Linked DNA regions of Homo sapiens: region 1 is linked to region 2. The links are chromatin loops, found by intact Hi-C in ENCODE. Cell type or tissue: ascending aorta. All regions are shown on one strand. Links, peaks and the distances in the headings refer to the core of each region. The heading gives the core; the rest is flanking DNA.

Region 1 (9,201 bases), core at 1,202-9,201, 66 kb after region 2:
ACCTGCTGAATTAGAATCTTCATTTTACAAAGATCCTCCTCCCTGCCAATTATCTGTACACTCATTAAAGTGACCTAGGAGCACAAAGACACCTTCACTCATGACGAGAGTCAAGTGGTCCCTGCCATTGCGTCTGCATTTCCATTTCTACATTTTTCTTAGATTGATTCTCCAATTTTTAAATAATTTTCTATTTTCCACCTCTTTGTCTTGTTTTGTTATACTTTCTGAGAAAGTATTTATCTTTTAATTTTCTAGTAATTTGTTTTAAAATGTTGCTATCATTTTAAATTTGAAAACCCCTTTTTTGATTTTTGCTCTTGTTTCGTAGTTGTAACATCATCTAGTAATTTTTAGATAGTTGCTTTTTGATGTTTTCTTGTTTCCTGTATGGGCTCTGTTTTCTCTAAGTTGTTTTTCTCCCATTTGTTTGCTGGTTTAGGTCTTTCTAATTCATGCTAGAGGCTTTCCTCAAATACCTATGGATCCTTATATGTTCATTGACATTTAAAAATAACACATTACAGAATGGATGGTAGGCTCTGTGTGCATGGGTGGCGATTATAACTGGTAGGCTTTGCCACAGAGCAACCGAATGGCAAACTGACAATTTCACTGGGGAACCCCAAATGCCCATCTTTGAAGGCATCTTGCCCTGGAGACGTTCAGAAAAAAATTCTCCAGTCTTCTACCTGGACTAGTAGAGGTGACTGGAGATTTTATACTAAGTGTACAGACTTTACTTACCCTCTTATTTTCTGTATTTTTCTCCAAATTCTTGAAGAGCATCTCATTGCCACATTAGTATATTTCACTGCTGTTTTTTATACCAATGTTCACTTTTTATTCCTACCAGCTTTATCTAAATTCCATTGTTTTAGAGGCTTAATAAGCATTTAGTGAAGACATACGAAGTCCTTGACCATGGGGGAAATTTGAAAGAAGTAAATTTATTGACCTTCTCTGATTTACAATAAAGTCGTAATGTACAAATCTGGAGAGCCAGAGTTAGGCAACATTACAAAGACAAGTGTGACAAGATGGCACAGATACACAGTAGCATGCTGTTAAGTAAACAGCAGGTACCAAACTAGGAAAGATGTCCAAGGCCCAGTATGGGCACACTATAGAAAGTGGTTCCACTGGCCGGGCTCAGTGCCTCGTACCTGTAATCCCAGCACTTTGGGAGGCCAAGGCGGGCTGATCATTTGAGGTCAGGAATTTGAGACCAGCCAAAATGGTGAAACCCTGTCTCTACTAAAAATACAAAAAAATTAGCCGGGCATGGTGGCACACACCTGTAGTCCCAGCTACTCAGGAGGCGAGGCTGAGGCAGGAGAATCGCTTGAACCCAGGAGGTGGAGGTTGCAGCAAGCCGAGAGCCACTGCACTCCAGCCTGGGTGACAGAGCGAAACTCTGCCAAAAAAAAAAGAAAAAAAAAAAAAGGTTGTTCCACTTGTCCAGCAGGGTGACCTTGAAGGAAAGTGGCTGGGTAAAGGAAGAGACATCGACAGAAGGCCTTAAGTGGCAGGTTAAAGAATGTTGATTTAATCTTTTTAATAGGGGGATGTTCTTTTATCTTGAGTGCAATAATCCTTATGTGATATTTCTGCTAGGCCAGCTGAATTTATCTGGAGGACTGGATCAATGTGGGAGTCATAAAAATGAGGAGAGGGTTGAGATGCAGAGGTGCGTTGGAGGATGGACAAATTGGCAAGATTCTCACACCCCTAATGCTAGCTCCCATTACATGTTATAGCTTCAATCTGGCTTTTGTGCTTTTTTTAGTCCCTTTTCATTTTCATATCAGTTTAAAACAGAACACTGTAGAATTAATCTGGTTTTTAGTCATTAATGGAAACATTTGTGAATATAACGATCTTTTAACCTTCATGACACTTAATTCATTCTCTTTTTCAGGGACGTAACATTGCTTAAAAGATACATTTACATATGTCAGTTTTGTGATTTTCTGCAAAATTTCAGGGCAATATAACATTGTTCCAATTCTTTCATTTTCCATGAAGGATTACATAAAATAATGATGGAAATCAAGGTACATTTAAAACTATTCTTTTGCTCATTTCATGGGAAGTGCATTACCATGTAGGAAATTACCAAGTCTACTACTGTGATGAACTGATCTTTTTGAAAGCAGTGTGGTCTTGGCTCAAGGCACATAAAGCAGACATTTGTTCTCCATGCTCATTATTACAATGACTACAATTATCTTTGAGTAGAATGAAAAAGAATTATGAGTTAATCATTAACATTTAAATTGCTGAGGTTTGGCAGAGCTTTTCCTGAGAAAGCAGATTGTTGAGAGTTTGGAGAACTTTTCCACTTTTTTCAAGTTTTTTTTTTTAAGTAATATAATCCCTTCATAAACAATGAGAAAAAAATAACGAAATTCAAATCCAGAGGGACAAACGCAATAGGGGAATAGGGCTTTGGAGGAGGAGCACAGGGGTGTTCGTGGCACATGTATACACACGTGTGCACACACAGCTTCCTAATTGTAACTCAAGCAAATGTTACAGAAAACATAAAATATGCACTGGAGGGTCTCGCATCATTATAAGGATCAGCCATAGCAGAGGAGATACTAATTGCTAGGATTAAAGGCTCCAAAAGCTAGTAAAAAAATCAACAGAGCTTTCTCTACCTCCAACAGCTCCCGGAATGGGGACTTCAGCAGCTCCATTGGATTAATCCAAGCTTGGTTTCCAAGGTGTGAAGCAATGAAGCGGAGTTTACCATAGGTGAACCCTCCTGCCATCCTGTTCCAAATCAACCTAAAAAGGACAAAATGAGTTTTCTACTTGGTGACCCCTAAAATTCCCCAAACAAGGCGGTGAAGTTAAATATTTAGACACCATTCATACGATAATCAAAGGAAAATGTCTGATTGCACTCAGACTTCAGCATGAATGACAGAAGAAATGTAGGTGGTAAATAACTGCAAACAACTTATATTGGATCTGATCTTAGGAAAAGGGGAAAGTACATCTTTGTGATGATATTTTGTGTTCTATTAGGGGAGGAGAGCAAGAGAGGTGAGGATGTCACCACCGATGGGGGGAAGAAAAAAACAGTTTGGTTCTCTTCTGGGAAGGAAAATGAAAAAAAAGAAAAAGAAAACAAAGTTTGGGGATACCTGGCACTCTTCAGACTCTGCCTCTTGTACCTTTAATTGGGAAGATAGACGCAGAAGCAGTACACACAGGCATCTTTATCTTGTGAGAGGAAGCTTTGCATTACGGATGTGATTTACGGTTAGAGGAGTGATTTAACAAGGCTGATGCCTTACAAAGGGGCATCATTCCCAGGGGATTTGTTAATTGAAGTGCCACATAGATCTGTGGGAAGATTTAAGGTGTTGTCATCAATGGCAGAAAGGATGAGATGACCTCACTTCTGTCTTTTTCAATGCCGTTATTCTAAGATCTATAAAAAACAACACCTTTGTATGCTTTCTTTATAGTGACTTGGACCATATTTGTTACGGAAGTACTGCTAAATCAAGCTTTGTCAACAATTCCTAGACTATGTTTAGAAGAGACATAAACAATACCCTAGGAGTTATACACAATTTTGGCATTAAATATTCTTCCAGTAACATCTAGTGTGCTTTTTTTTTTTTTTTTTTTTTTTTTTGAGACAGAGTCTTGCCCTGTCACCCAGGCTGGAATGATGCAATGGCACGACCTCGGCTCACTGCAACCTCCGCCTCCCAGGTTCCAGTGAGTCTCCTGCCTCAGCCTCCTGAATAGCTGAGATTACAGGCACATGCCACCACATCCAGCTATTTTTTTTTTTTTTTTGTACCTTTAGTAGAGATAGGGTTTTATCATGGCCAGGCTGGTCTTGAACTCCTGACCTCATGGTCCGTTCACTTCGACCTCCCAAAGTGCTGGGATTACAGGTGTGAGGCACCATGCCCAGCACTTCTTTTCTTTTTGGCTGACAGAATTATTCAAACAATCCCCCAAGCCATGAAAGAACCTACAATTCTATTACCATACTCAGCATACTCATATCTAAGTCAGTTAATTGGACAATTATTTATTAGGTACCCACTATCTGTCAGCATCTGAGAAAGGTACTGAGGATACACAAATGGGCAAGATGTAGCTTCTGCTCTGGAGGAAAAAAGTCAGCAGGGGAGGGGATTATATTACATAGCATCAAGATGCAAATGAGGTAGCAACTTACAAGCTTACAATGAACAGACTCTACAGTAAAGACTTGAAACTGAGTGTTTTGAAAGAAAGAACATTTTAAATGATAAAACTAATATTATGCCACATTGATGAAAACAAAAACAACAAAAAAGATCACATTCAATTGAAAAATATAAACAAGAAAAATTAAAATGCTATTACTCTAACATAACTGCTATCATTATTTTATTCCAATCTATTTTTAGATGAATAATTTCACAGTTATAATCATTAGCTATACGTTAGGTGTCTTCCTTTCATCTTTGATTATTTCACATATCAGATAAGCCTAATTCCATGTTAACTACCTGCTCGCCCTAATAATTGTAAAGAGCTGCATAGAGGTATATGTGTATCGATACATATATAGATAAAACAGAGATCTCTTGAAGGATAGTTTGGCTAGATATAGAATTCATAGTTGACAATGCCACCTCCTTCTGGTCCTCATGGTTTTGGATGAGACATCTACTGTCATCCAAATTGTGTCCCCCGCCCCATGGCAACGTGTCATTTTTCTCCAGCTGCTTTTATTTATTTATTTATTTTTTTGAGACGGAGTCTCACTCTGTCACCAGGCTGGAGTGCAGTGGCACGATCTCAGCTCACTGCAGTCTCCGCTCCTGGGTTCAAGCCATTCCCCTGCCTCAGCCTCCCGAGTAGCTGGGACTACAGGCATGCACCACCATGCCCGGCTAATTTTTTTGATTTTAGTAGAGACGGGGTTTCACCATGTTGGAAAGGATGGTCTCTATCTCCTGACCTTATGATCTGCCCCCCTTCGCCTCCTAAAGTGCTGGGATTACAGGTGTCAGCCACCGCGCCCAGCCTCCAGCTGCTTTTAAGGTTTTGCCAAATTTGGGATGTTTCCAGCCATTATTTAAATGCTCTTTCAGCTCCATTTTTTTCCCCTCTACTTCTGGCACCCCAAACATATAAATGTTGGTTCTTCTGTTATTGTCCCACAGGTCCCCAAGGCTCTGTTAATTTTTTTTGTCAGCCTATCTTTGCCCTATCATTTAGATCAGGTAAATTCTACTGATCCGTCCTTAGGTTCACTGATTTCTATCTTCTGTCATTTCCTCTCTACTACTGATCTCAAGTTTAGCAAAAGATATAAATGTACAGATTCAAGAAGGTGAATGAACACCAAACAGGATATTACATTCACTTTGAAATATCTGCCACTTTGAAAGAAATTCATGCCAAGACACATCATAATTAAATTTCTGAAAATAAAGTTAATGTAACAGACAAAATGTCCAGGATCTAATCAAATTATCTGTTACCACAGAATGTTTTCTATTTTGGTTATTTTTCAGTTACATAACTGCCATTTATTTCTATTCTTAAAAATTGGCATATAGTGCACCTACCATAATGGTTCTTTTGTTAACTTCTATTTCTTTGCTGAGCTTTTCTATTTTTTGTGGCAAGACAACTTGTAATTACCTGTTGAAGCATTTTTATGAGAGTTGCTTAAAATCCTTGTCAAGTAATTCCAACATCTGATTTGTCTCAGTGTTGTCATCTGTTGACTGTCATTTCTTATTCAAGTTGTGATTTTTCTGGTTCTTGGTATGACAGGCTATTTTACATCGTATCCTGAACCTTTTGTCTATTATTTTAATCTTTTATTTTTAGTAGGCAGTCACTCCATTTGTGTTTAGCATGCAAGCCCTGGCTTAGTTTTTGTGGGCTATGAGTCCAGTGGTAATTTAGTTTTTAAAGCCTTTGCAGTGTTATTTTGGTCTGCTTGGTTTATCTGGTGCTGCTGGGGTTCCCGAATGGTCCTTCATGATGCTACTTTAGGGAAAGAAGGATTTTCTCCCAAGCCAGGTCCCATGGTATCTCTGGGAGAAGGGAGTCTCAGGCTCAGGGTAATAAAAAATCTTCCTGGGTTAGATGCTTTTTGCCAGAGGCCCCTGGATGCTCATCTCTCAGCACAAAAGACAAGTCTCAGGTCTGGATGTTTGTCAGTGGGATTCCTGATATACCCCCGTGCTGGTAGAGCCAGACTCATCTGGTATTACCGACCAGACTTCAGTTCCCTCTTCTGTAGGAACGAGCCTCTCTGGGCTGTCTTCTATTGTGTGGTTGTAGGTCGGGAAACATCAAGCCTGGGTAACCTTCCTCTGTTGGGTGAGGGGTCAGATGTCTTGGAACCATGTTGTTCCTCTAGTCTTGGGGTCCCTCCGCAGTGTGTCTTCCTGGTCCCACCTTTCAGAATTCTCCTTCTGATTCCTCTTGCATTATTTTATAATTATACTTACCCAGAGTTTATAATTACACTTTTCAGGGAGGAGCAGGGAGAAATAAATCTACACTCTCTTGTCAAGACCAGAAGTCAGAATACAGTATTTTAAAAAGTTTTATTTGCGCTACTTTCCAAAAGCCAAAAGCCTATCCCAGAATTATTTTTTAAATCATGTGTTCCAGACTTGAGTAACTTTGGCTGTTCCTCTGGGCATGGAAGAAGTGGCAGTAACAGACAAATTAAATAGTTTTCAAGAGAACAACTTAAAGACATTGTTTGAACTCCACAGTGTGGTGCTTTCTATGTAGCTTCAATATTGATTCCAGTATGGTTCCTACATTCACTCATTCAACAACTATTTATTGAGTGCTTACTATGTGCCAGTACTGTTTTAAGTCACTGGGGGGACAACGTATTAACAATCTCTGCCCTTGTGGAAGTTTACATTCTCTAAAACATGAAACATTTTCCATTTTTAAAACTCAGATCGTAACAGCTATTCAGCTTATTGTCTACTCATTCATAGGATCAGCTCTTAAATATGAAAGTCAACTCATTTCTACTACACAAGGAGTATCACATTCCATTCAGTGTTTTCAGTCATTTTTTTCACATGTGAAATTTAACTGGACTTGTGTAAGGAACCAGCTAAGTGAGTAAAATAGCAAATATTTTAGTAAAAACGACATTCATGCTGGATTAAATTTAGAAGGCTCAAATCTGTTAAATGTTGACATGTTTAACCAAGCACACAAATATGATTGCAAATATATGTGTGGGTGTTTTTAAATCTCAGTGACTTTTTATAAGTTTTCCTAAAAATAAATGATCGTTCAGAGGCCTGCCTTAGGAAGGCCATTTTAACAGAAGCTGACCAATGGAATGCAGAGTGAGAAGGAAGGTGAAGATGATCTTTGGTTATGAAGCTTGAACTTGGAAGATGTGGAGACTAACCGTACCATAAATATTAAAGTCAAGAGTGGAACTGACTATAGAATGGAGTGTGCTTAGGTTGCAAGCATGCTAAATTTGATGCAAATCCGATACAACTTGAATAGCAAGATATCCAAGTTAAAAATGTCCCAGCATGAAGATTCTAGAATAGGACTTAGGAAAACAGCAGATTTAGAGTCATCTGGGTGTCATCGGCAAAATGGCTGAAGTTGTAGGAAAGGGTGAGAATCTCTAAGAAAAATGGCATGAAAAGTGAAGGGTAGAAAGAGACCTGAGGACGGAACCTTCAGATAAGTCAGCTCCAAGCCTCTGCTCTTCTTTTTCTCTTTCTCTCTTTCACTCTCATCCTCTGACCCTCTAGGTGATCTCATCTGATTATAGAGCTAATTTAGCTAAACAAACATGTTCTCTATGTACACTCTTATAATTTCAATCTGTCCTGATAAAAATAGAAATCAAAATGCAAACAAAATACAGAGCAAATATTTGAAGTAAACACTGAAGCCATGCTAGGTACAAGCAAAGAAATGAAAAAACCCTAGGCTTATTCAGAAAAGAGTTCTATGGGAGAACTCAGTTCCTATCTTGTAATTTTTGTGAAAATTTCCGGTCTCATATTTATAGGAAAAATGAGATTTTGGAAGCTTTAGGAGTCAAGTGTGGTGTACTTGAGGGAGACTTCAGTAAGTGCTGGATGTGGCTGAAAGTAAGACTCAGAATCTATGGTAAATATAAAGCCAATGTATATGAGAACTTGGGGAATACAAAGCCAAAACAGCTCATTGTACATGCTCATATTTCTTGAACAAATATATTTAAAAAGAAATAAATTCACAAGCTAAGACATGAATGGTGATGGAGTTTGGATCTTGATTGTGTAAGATTTTGAAGAGCATGAGTACCTTAAAATGTTCCTAGACAGCCTAAAGAGAGAAACGGAAGCTAGAAACAACAACAACAAAAAATACTTTTTCTTTTTTTTTTTAAACTGAAGCTTTAAAATTTCACCAGCAAAGACAAGAAATAGTGAAAGGGAAAATGATGCACACAGGTTGACTCATGCAAACTGAAACTAAAGAACATGTGCAAGATGCTTAATGCCTTTTTAAAAAACATGCAAAGGGAGGCTGGGCGTGGTGGCTCATGCCTGTAAAACCCAGCACTTAGGGAAGCCAAGGTGGGTGGATTAACTTGAGGTCAGGTGTTCGAGACCAGCCTGGCCAACATGGTGAAACCCGATCTCTACTAATACAAAAATTAGCTAGGTGTGGTGGCATGCGCCTGTAATCCCAGCTACTAGGGAGGCTGAGGCAGGAAAATCACTTTAACCCAGGAGGGGGAGATTGCAGTGAGCCGAGATCACGCCACTGCACTCCAGCCTAGGCAACAGAGCGAGACTCAGTCTCAAAAACAAAACAAAACAAAACAAAACAAAACAAAAAAAACAGCAAAGGGAAACTCTCAAATGAAAGGCATAACTAGACATCTTGGTGGGTGTGACAGAGGTCCAGAAAAGTGCTTGCTAAGAAGCTGATATGATAGTTGTATATAGCACATTTGAATGGTAGATGGAAGAGATTAACTAGTAGACAGAGGTCCAAAGGCCATGTCTTTAAAAATTATATAATCTCAATGCAATCACAGGCTACAAGAAAACTGCTGAGGCTATATGACCCTCACACAGTTTCAAAGTCCAAAGCTATTAGTAAGTCAGTGTCATAACTGGTGGCCTAAAACAGTTAGAATCCCAAGCCGAAGGCCAAATT
Region 2 (8,000 bases), core at 1-8,000:
TGAAGAATTAAAATATTACAATCAGGCAAATTAGACATTTAAAAATTATATGTTTCCTTACCGACTTGATAAACAGCTCTGAAACTAGCTTTTTCAACAGAAGCATCTATTTTAAACCTGATCCAGACACTATTAGTAATGGATTTAATGTGAGAGATGGTTCCGTTGCCACAGACTTTTCCAAGTAAGGTTTCACCATCTCGAACCTAAAGAGAAAAATAAAATAGAGATGTAATTCAAATAAAGAAACTTACGTCGGCAATGGTGGCGTTACTTGGAGATGAAAAAATGGCAGATTCAAAATGAATGATAATCCAATTTGAGTTACATATTTCTATTATTTTCTAAAGCAGTAGGTCATTTTTAAGCACAATGCAATAACATGAAATGCTGATAAAATCCTAAGCCAATAAAGTCCAAAAGCACAAGAATTTAAAGAATGTTCTCCTAATAATTTTCACAATGTCAAAGAGGAAATAAATTCACAATTTAGACTACTTGGAAAACAATAAAAAATGAGAATATTACCTATGAAAAAATACACGTGTTAGCCAAATCTGCAATCAAAGAAAGTTATGGACTAAACTACTTTTGCCATTGAAAGAAAAAAGGAAAAAAAAGAAAAGTTGATGAAAGAGAGAGAAAGTAAAAGAATGTAAGGAGTCAACTTAAAAACTTAGAAAGAAGGCCAGGGACAGTGGCACACACCTATTATCTGAGCACCTTGGGAGGCCAAGGTGAGAGGAATTGGAGACAGCCTAGGCAACACAGTGAGACCCAGCTCTATGTACAATTTTTTTAAGTTAGAAAAAAATCCTTAAAATGAGGAAGAATACAGTAAAAAGAAGAGCAAAACTTAATAAATGAAATACAAAATCATGTGGTATTCATAAATACATTCAAGAACTGTTTTTTTGAGGAAGGTTATGGGTGGGGATATAAAAGACAAATCTCTGGCAAGTCTAAAAAGAAAATAAATATATAAGCACAAATATACAAAATTGAAAATGACAAAGACACAGATACTAAGATTTTTTTAAATGTGAAATCTATGTACAACTCTATGAATGTTTTTAATGGGTTATTTTCAGAAAAAGTATAACATTAAAATTATCTGAAGGAGAAGAAAAATAAGATTTGAACAGACATAAGTCATAAATAAAATTGAAAACATTATCAAATAATTATTCCCATCCCACCCTCAACCCCCAAAAAGAAAAATCTCCCATAAGATGCTCTACTTAGTACATTCTTTAAAACTTTTAAGGAAGAGATAATTCCCATGTATAATTTATTCTAAGCCATCCTCAAACATAGAATAATTTCCAAATAATTTTTGTTAGAACGCTGTTACCAAATCCCAACATAGATTATAGAAATAAAAACTATAGACTGATGTCACCTATTAATATAGATACACAAATCCTAAACACAGTTCTAGAAAAATAAATTCACAGTCCATTGCCAGCTTATATACCAGATCAAATATGGGAATAATAATAGTGCAAGAAAGGTTAGAAATTATAAACTATAAATTAACTTCCTCAGTACATCAGATAAGATAAGCCATATGATAACTCCATAAATTCAAAAAACATTGTTAGCATTCCTGTTTTATTAGAAAAAAAAGGAATTTCCTTCATATAATAGACTACTGATTTTAAATCAATAACCAGCTCTTTTTTTTTTTTTTTTTTTGAGATGGAGTTTCGCTCTTGTCACCCAGGCTGGAGTGCAATGGCGTGATCTCAGTTCACCGCAACCTCTGCCTCCTGGGTTCAAGTGATTCTCCTGCCTCAGCCTCCCAAGTAGCTGGGATTACAGGCATGTGCCACCACGCCCAGCTAGTTTTGTATTTTTAGTAGAGACGGGGTTTCTTTATGTTGGTCAGGCTGGTCTCAAACTCCCAATCTCAGGTGATCCACCCACCTCGGACTCCCAAAGTGCTGGGATTACACGCGTGAGCCACTGCGCCCGGCCAAATAGCCAGCTCTTATAGTATAGTGGCCATGAATACAGTCTATGGACTTGGGTTCAAAACCTACCTCTGTCACTTACAAACCACCTCACTTAATAGCCTTGAGCAAGTTACTCTATCTAAGCTCATGGGATTGTTGAAGCAAACAGATGAAACAATAGTGTGAATTCCTTAGCCAAATGTTTGGTAATGGAAAATGTTGACTAAGGATAGCTGTTGTTATTCTGGACATTTTTGGAGGTGAAACACTGGAGGCTTGCTACTATGAGCAGGAATTATTCGATGGATATATATACCGCCGCTGTTCAGTACAATTATTCTGAAGGATACAGACATCCAAATATTAATTCATTCACTTCATTAACATTATCAAGGCATGAATAAATGCCAGGAACTGTGCAGGTGACAATACCATGAAACAGTCACTGCTCACAAGGAACTTACAATAGGCAGGAACATTTTTGAAAAGTATGATGACTGCGGTTTTTGGGGAAGCGCAGGATACTTCATTGTTACCTAACCAATGGTTCTCAGCAGGGACCACAATCTAGCATTTGGGAAATGTGTGAGAGTACCTTTTTGGTTTTGTGTTAATTATTATCACAGCAATCATGGGGCATTACTGGCATTTAGTAAGTAGCAAGGGACCAAAGACACGAGGCAGCCTGAAATGTGAGCGTCACACACAACAAGAATTCTCCTGAACCTGTGTGACATTCACATAAGTGAAAGTTCTGTTATTGGGTATAAAATCTCGCTCTATTTTACATATTAAGCGCAAAGTAGTTTTGTGCAATTTTAATGCATACTGAATTTTCCAGGATTACAAGTAGAGTGTAAATTGAAGATTCTTTCTCCTGGAAATCTGTCAAGAGTTAGTCACTATTTCTGAAAAATTAGTCACCAACCCACATAACTGTGTCAGCCTGCATTTGTACTGTCATATTCATAGCAATTTGGGGTCCAGACAATCAACTGCTTTATTTTGTCTTCAAGTACAGCTTGCCTAGGTTTTCAGATACTGAAATAAATGTGATTTTATTCTGTTACTCTATTTTTTCTTAATGTTATTCTTACAACTTTACATATTTTTAAATATAATGTGTCTAGTGGGGTTAAATCAGTGTATTTCATTTCTGAATAATCAAGGAGTGATATTAAAAAGTCTTAAATTGTAGAGAACCACTGGGTTAACCAAAGACTCTGAACTCACCCAGGGGATTATGGAAAACTCAGTGGAAATAACATTTAAGCGGAGACTTGAAAGCTGAGTAGGAGTTATCTAGGCCAAGGCAAACAGGTAGTAAAGAGAAGATTTTTCTTTGTTTTCTTTTTTTTTTTTTTTTTTTTTTTTTTTTGAGATGAAGTCTCACTCTGTCACCTAGGCTGGAGTGCAGTGGCACGATCTCGGATCACTGCAACCTCCGCCTCCCAGATTCAAGCAATTCTCCTGCCTCAGCCTCCCAAATAGCTGAGACTGCAAGGGCACGCCACCACGCCCAGCTAATTTTTGTATTTTTAGTAGAGATGGGGTTTCACTATGTTGGCCAGGCTGGTCTTGAACTCTTGACCTGAGGTGATCTGCCTGCCTTGGCCTCCTAAAGTGCTGGGATTACAGATGTGAACCACCGTGCCTAGCCAGTAAAGGAAAGATTTTAAAAGGATGATATTCAAAGTTGGTAGGGATGTGGCGACAGTTACTCTCATCCATAACTGGTGGAAGTATAAAGTTCTGGAAAATAAACTGACAATATGTATTAAGGGTATTTCACTTCTAACACTGTATCACAAGGATATTCAAGATGCAGGAAAAGACATATACAGATCCACATCAAAGTCTGCTCTATAATAACAATAATTGAAACCATTCTAAAGGCCTAATAATAGTGAGGTGATTAAATAAATAATGATTCAGCCATATGATAGAGTCTGACACAGACATGAAAAATCACATGCCTCTCCACTGACTCAGGCTCATACTAGTTCCTTTCTCTGAGCTCTTACAACATCTGTAACACAAATTTCACATATTGTAGTAAAGCTATGCTAAATTTATCTCTAACCAAACAGTAAGTCTCTGAGGGAAGGGAAAAATTTCTGTTTGCCCTTCAGCATCTAATAAAAAAAACTTTGCAAATAGGTATTTGACAAATTCTTGTTGATTCATTAATTTTAAGGTACAGTATGATGGTTCAGTTTTTGTTAGAGATACAGACATACTGCAGTTCTTGAAAACTAGAAAGCATGAAACACAAAGTTATCTTCCTGCTCTCTAATCCTCCAGGGTTCTATTTGCTTCTTCGAAGATTGTAGTCTCTCTTTTCTATTTCGCCCATTAGAAGATGACAAGAAGGAAAAAAAACAGCCAAATAGCATCACTGCAAGCTAAAGTGGGCCATTCCCCTGGGCCCCAACTAATGAAATTCAAGGATTTTAACAAGGAGAAAGGCAGCTGTAGTCCAAATGTTTTAAGAGGAACTCATAGGGCTCAAGGGCCCTGAACCTAGAAGGTGCAATTGATTTTGGCTCTGTTTCTCTCTCTCTCTGTGGAAATGAAACCTTATTAATTCTGAAAGCCTGTATTCTCCCTGGATTCTAGACATGGCAATACTTTAACTACAACTCCTTTGAAAGAGACACTAGAATAAAATTCATCAAATGTTCTAAAGTGACCCTAGCTACCTCTGAAGCATGTATTGCGTTCAATAATCTAGGACTTGATAAATTTGCACCCCCACCAAAAAAAAAAAAAAAAAAACCTCTTTCCTTTATGCTCATGAACTGGGATGGATGGCATTATTTTACATAGTTATTCACTTCCCTTCCTGTAAAAGGATTGACTATCTATGCTTTTTGCCATGTGACTTGCAATACTGCCATACGGAGAATTAATACATAATCTTCCCATTGACTATGGGCTTAGCCATAGGACTTGCTTTGCCCAACAGAGTGTGAGCAAAAGTGATACACCAATTTCCACATAGAAGCTTTGGAAGTCACTGCATAATTCAACCATCTTTTACTTTTCCCCCAGCAAGCTCTAGAGCCTGGGTCTCAGGACGGTGAAGGCACAGGAAACTGACATAGGAAACAGAACTGCAATGGATCCAAAACTAACCTGCTATTGTGAGCAAAGAATAAACACGTTATTGAAAGCCACAGACGCTTTTGGTTTGTTATTGTTTTTGATTTTTCTGGTTGTTGCTACTAATTGTTTGTTATTGCAGCATAACCTAGAGAAAGATGACCAATATCTGAGTCTGGTTTGTGCAGAAAAACTGAATTTTTCTAAGTCAGGTGAAGCCATGCCGTGATCACTTGCAGAGGAGTCACAGTGAATTCATTCTTTTTAGTGAATCGCATTTGCAAGGAAACAACAAGAACCAATTCAAAATTCTAGTGTTTCACGGACCAGGTTCAGATTTCTTGTGGATTGCCTTATTCGTCCAGGAAACACTGAAGGTTTCAGGTCCCAGGATGTTCAGCATATGGTGTATTCCAAATGGCTTCCAATTTTTACATTCATCAGATTAAACTAGTTCCAGAAGAGAAACTACTCATAAAAAAAAACGAGTTTTTGTAAAGGAATGATTTTCTATAGAGAGAACTAAAATTTACTTTGCTGAGAAACACCATTTACATGAAATTTTAAATGTGGGCTTTTGAGCCTAGTGAGTCGTGAGCTTTAACATCTGGAATGAGTCAAGTCCCAAAGCCATGTCTTAATACGCACGCTCATTTGTCTTCCTCTGCTATGAATCCAGATTTGGTTTTATACTATAATTTCTAAAATAATAAGCATTAAATTTTAATTCAAAGCAATTCAAATATGCTGGCACTTACGCTTAGTCCATCTGAGAGCTGAAAAGAGAACCACACCGTATGGTAGTGTTTAACATGTGGCTTTCTGTGAAGTGAGCTTCAGGCTGACATACATCTTAGCTAAGTAAAGACTGGACCTTAGGGAGGAGCCTTGGGCTAATCTGGGTGAGCAGGAGAGGAATGAGGCCCTGCCCCCAGTGAGAGAATAAGGGGTGAGGAGGATAAGAGATGAGAGAAGCCATTTAGGATCTCAAAATCATTTACTTTGGTTATTATCCTTTGTTCTTTATTAGTATGTTTCATGATTTTTAGAGTTGGTATTTTAAACCTTTTCATGCCTTGTGAAAGTGTCCCTTCTAACATCTCTATTAATAAATATAATCTGATCTTTTAAGATCTGATATTCTAAAATCAAGAACACATGAATAAGTTTTACCTAGAAGTGCCTTCCCTCATGATTGCAAACTCCAGTAGGTCACCTTCTCCTGCCCTCTCTTCTCCTCCCCATCATCATCATCATCATCGTCATTATCATCATGATGTTAACTTTAGTGAGCATTCATTGTGTGACAGGCACAATGTGACAAGGAACATTCTAATTGTTTGTCCTTGCATATAGAATATAACCCAGGCTCTTTATCTCGGTCTACAAGACCCTTCAGGGTCTAGCTCCTGCCTAACTCATATTTCTCTTTTCCATCCCTGTGTGATTCCAGCCACCCTGGTCTATTTCCAATTATTTTAGTTTATTTTTTCTGACTTCAGTCTCTAGGGCTGGGTTAGCACCACTACCTGGAGTCCTCCTTCTCTCAGTTCTTTGCATTGCTCACTCCTCATCTGCAGATCCTACATACAGGGTCTACAGATGAGAATGAGCTAGCCATACAAAGACCCTTGAGAAGCAAACTCAGACTGCTCCACTGAAGTCAGTAGCTCTGTTCTTTTCTCTTACAGTACTGTTTCTTTCCTGCCCATACTTATCTCCTCTTGAAATTATGTAGTGTGTGCTTACTTATTTAATATCTATATTACATACCCATTCCCTAGCATGGTGACTGAAACCTAAGTGGTTTGATAAATATTTAGAGAATGAATAGATAAATGAATGAATGGTCTCTTTCTACTAGTACTACTAGTACTATCCCTATTACACATGAGGAAGCTGTGGCTTACAGGTATCTTGCCTTTAGTAACACAGAGAGCTGAAGGGTTTTATCATGTTTCCATGCAATATTGTTTCCATTTTATATCAGAAAAGTACCAGCCATACCCTCTATTTGACCTAGGAATTTGTAATGTTCTTGATAATGGTCCATCCATATCCTCTTATTCCTGCTTACTGCTCTACATCACGCATGTTCAATGGGTTTGCAGCTTCTACATGAGCATGCAACTCCTTCAAACACAGCAAAAATGTATTCTCTACAAGTTCTCACAACTCCAAATTAGGTGTTCTATCATCTCTCAGTCTGTTTCCTGCCTCCCACTACTCCAACCTACAGAATTATTTCACTAGAGGAATGGCCTATCTTCTTCCTTCACTAAAAAGCATCACGATGGTCCAGCAGTTGTGGAAAAACTGTGCTCACAACAACAGAGCTCAGAGTCTAACCAAATGTTCCTAGTCTCTGTCAAAACCCTAAATCCAATATGCTCAAGAATGCAAACTCTTTTTTTTTTTTTTTTTTTAGATGGAGTCTCACTCTGTCACCCAAGCTGGAGTATAGTGGCGTGATTTCAGCTCACTGCAACCTCCACCTCTTGGATTCAAGTGATTCTCCTGCCTCAGCCTCCCAAGTAGCTGGGATTACAGGTGCCCACCATCACACTTGGCTACTTTTTTGTATTTTTAGTAGAGATGGGGTTTCACACCACGTTGGCCAGGCTGGTCTCAAACTCCTGACCTCAGGTGATCCACCCACCTCAGCCTCCCAAAGTGCTGGAGTTACAGGCATGAGCCACCATGCCTGGCCAAGAGTACAAACTCTTGAGGATCTCCCCCTTTTCCCTTTATCCTACCCTCTCTAGAAAGATATTTTTCTGACCTACAATTAATTTCAATATGTACTTAACTGAAAAACACAATACTATTCAGCCTATGTGGTGTGTTTGCTTGCTCCAGGCCTTATTCTTTTTCTGACATTTAGGTGTGTAGTCTGTGAATTGCAGCCATGAGACTCTGAGCAGCAGGTCCACTTGA

Evidence for each region. Peaks named below come from ENCODE experiments on the same cell type or tissue, not always from the same donor. Only the 100,000 strongest peaks of a DNase experiment are listed, where the experiment ranks them.
Region 1: it touches region 2 in a loop (2.4-fold over the local background); 3 of 110 quality-filtered maps call a loop at or near these places.

The regions. Positions count from the first base shown.
Region 1 is chr10:17,136,406-17,145,606 of GRCh38, forward strand. TRDMT1 (tRNA aspartic acid methyltransferase 1) reads right to left here. Exons shown (of 11, transcript NM_004412.7): 11 at 931-9,201. Among named protein-coding and RNA genes, the nearest start is that of CUBN, 11 kb to the left of the region's middle. In ascending aorta, for the core only: no CTCF peak of the experiment used is centred there; no DNase peak of the experiment used is centred there; H3K27ac peaks cover 3,027 bases.
Region 2 is chr10:17,071,766-17,079,765 of GRCh38, forward strand. CUBN (cubilin) reads right to left here. Exons shown (of 67, transcript NM_001081.4): 18 at 62-206. Among named protein-coding and RNA genes, the nearest start is that of CUBN, 54 kb to the right of the region's middle. In ascending aorta, for the core only: no CTCF peak of the experiment used is centred there; a DNase peak (open chromatin) is centred at 3,936; H3K27ac peaks cover 2,945 bases.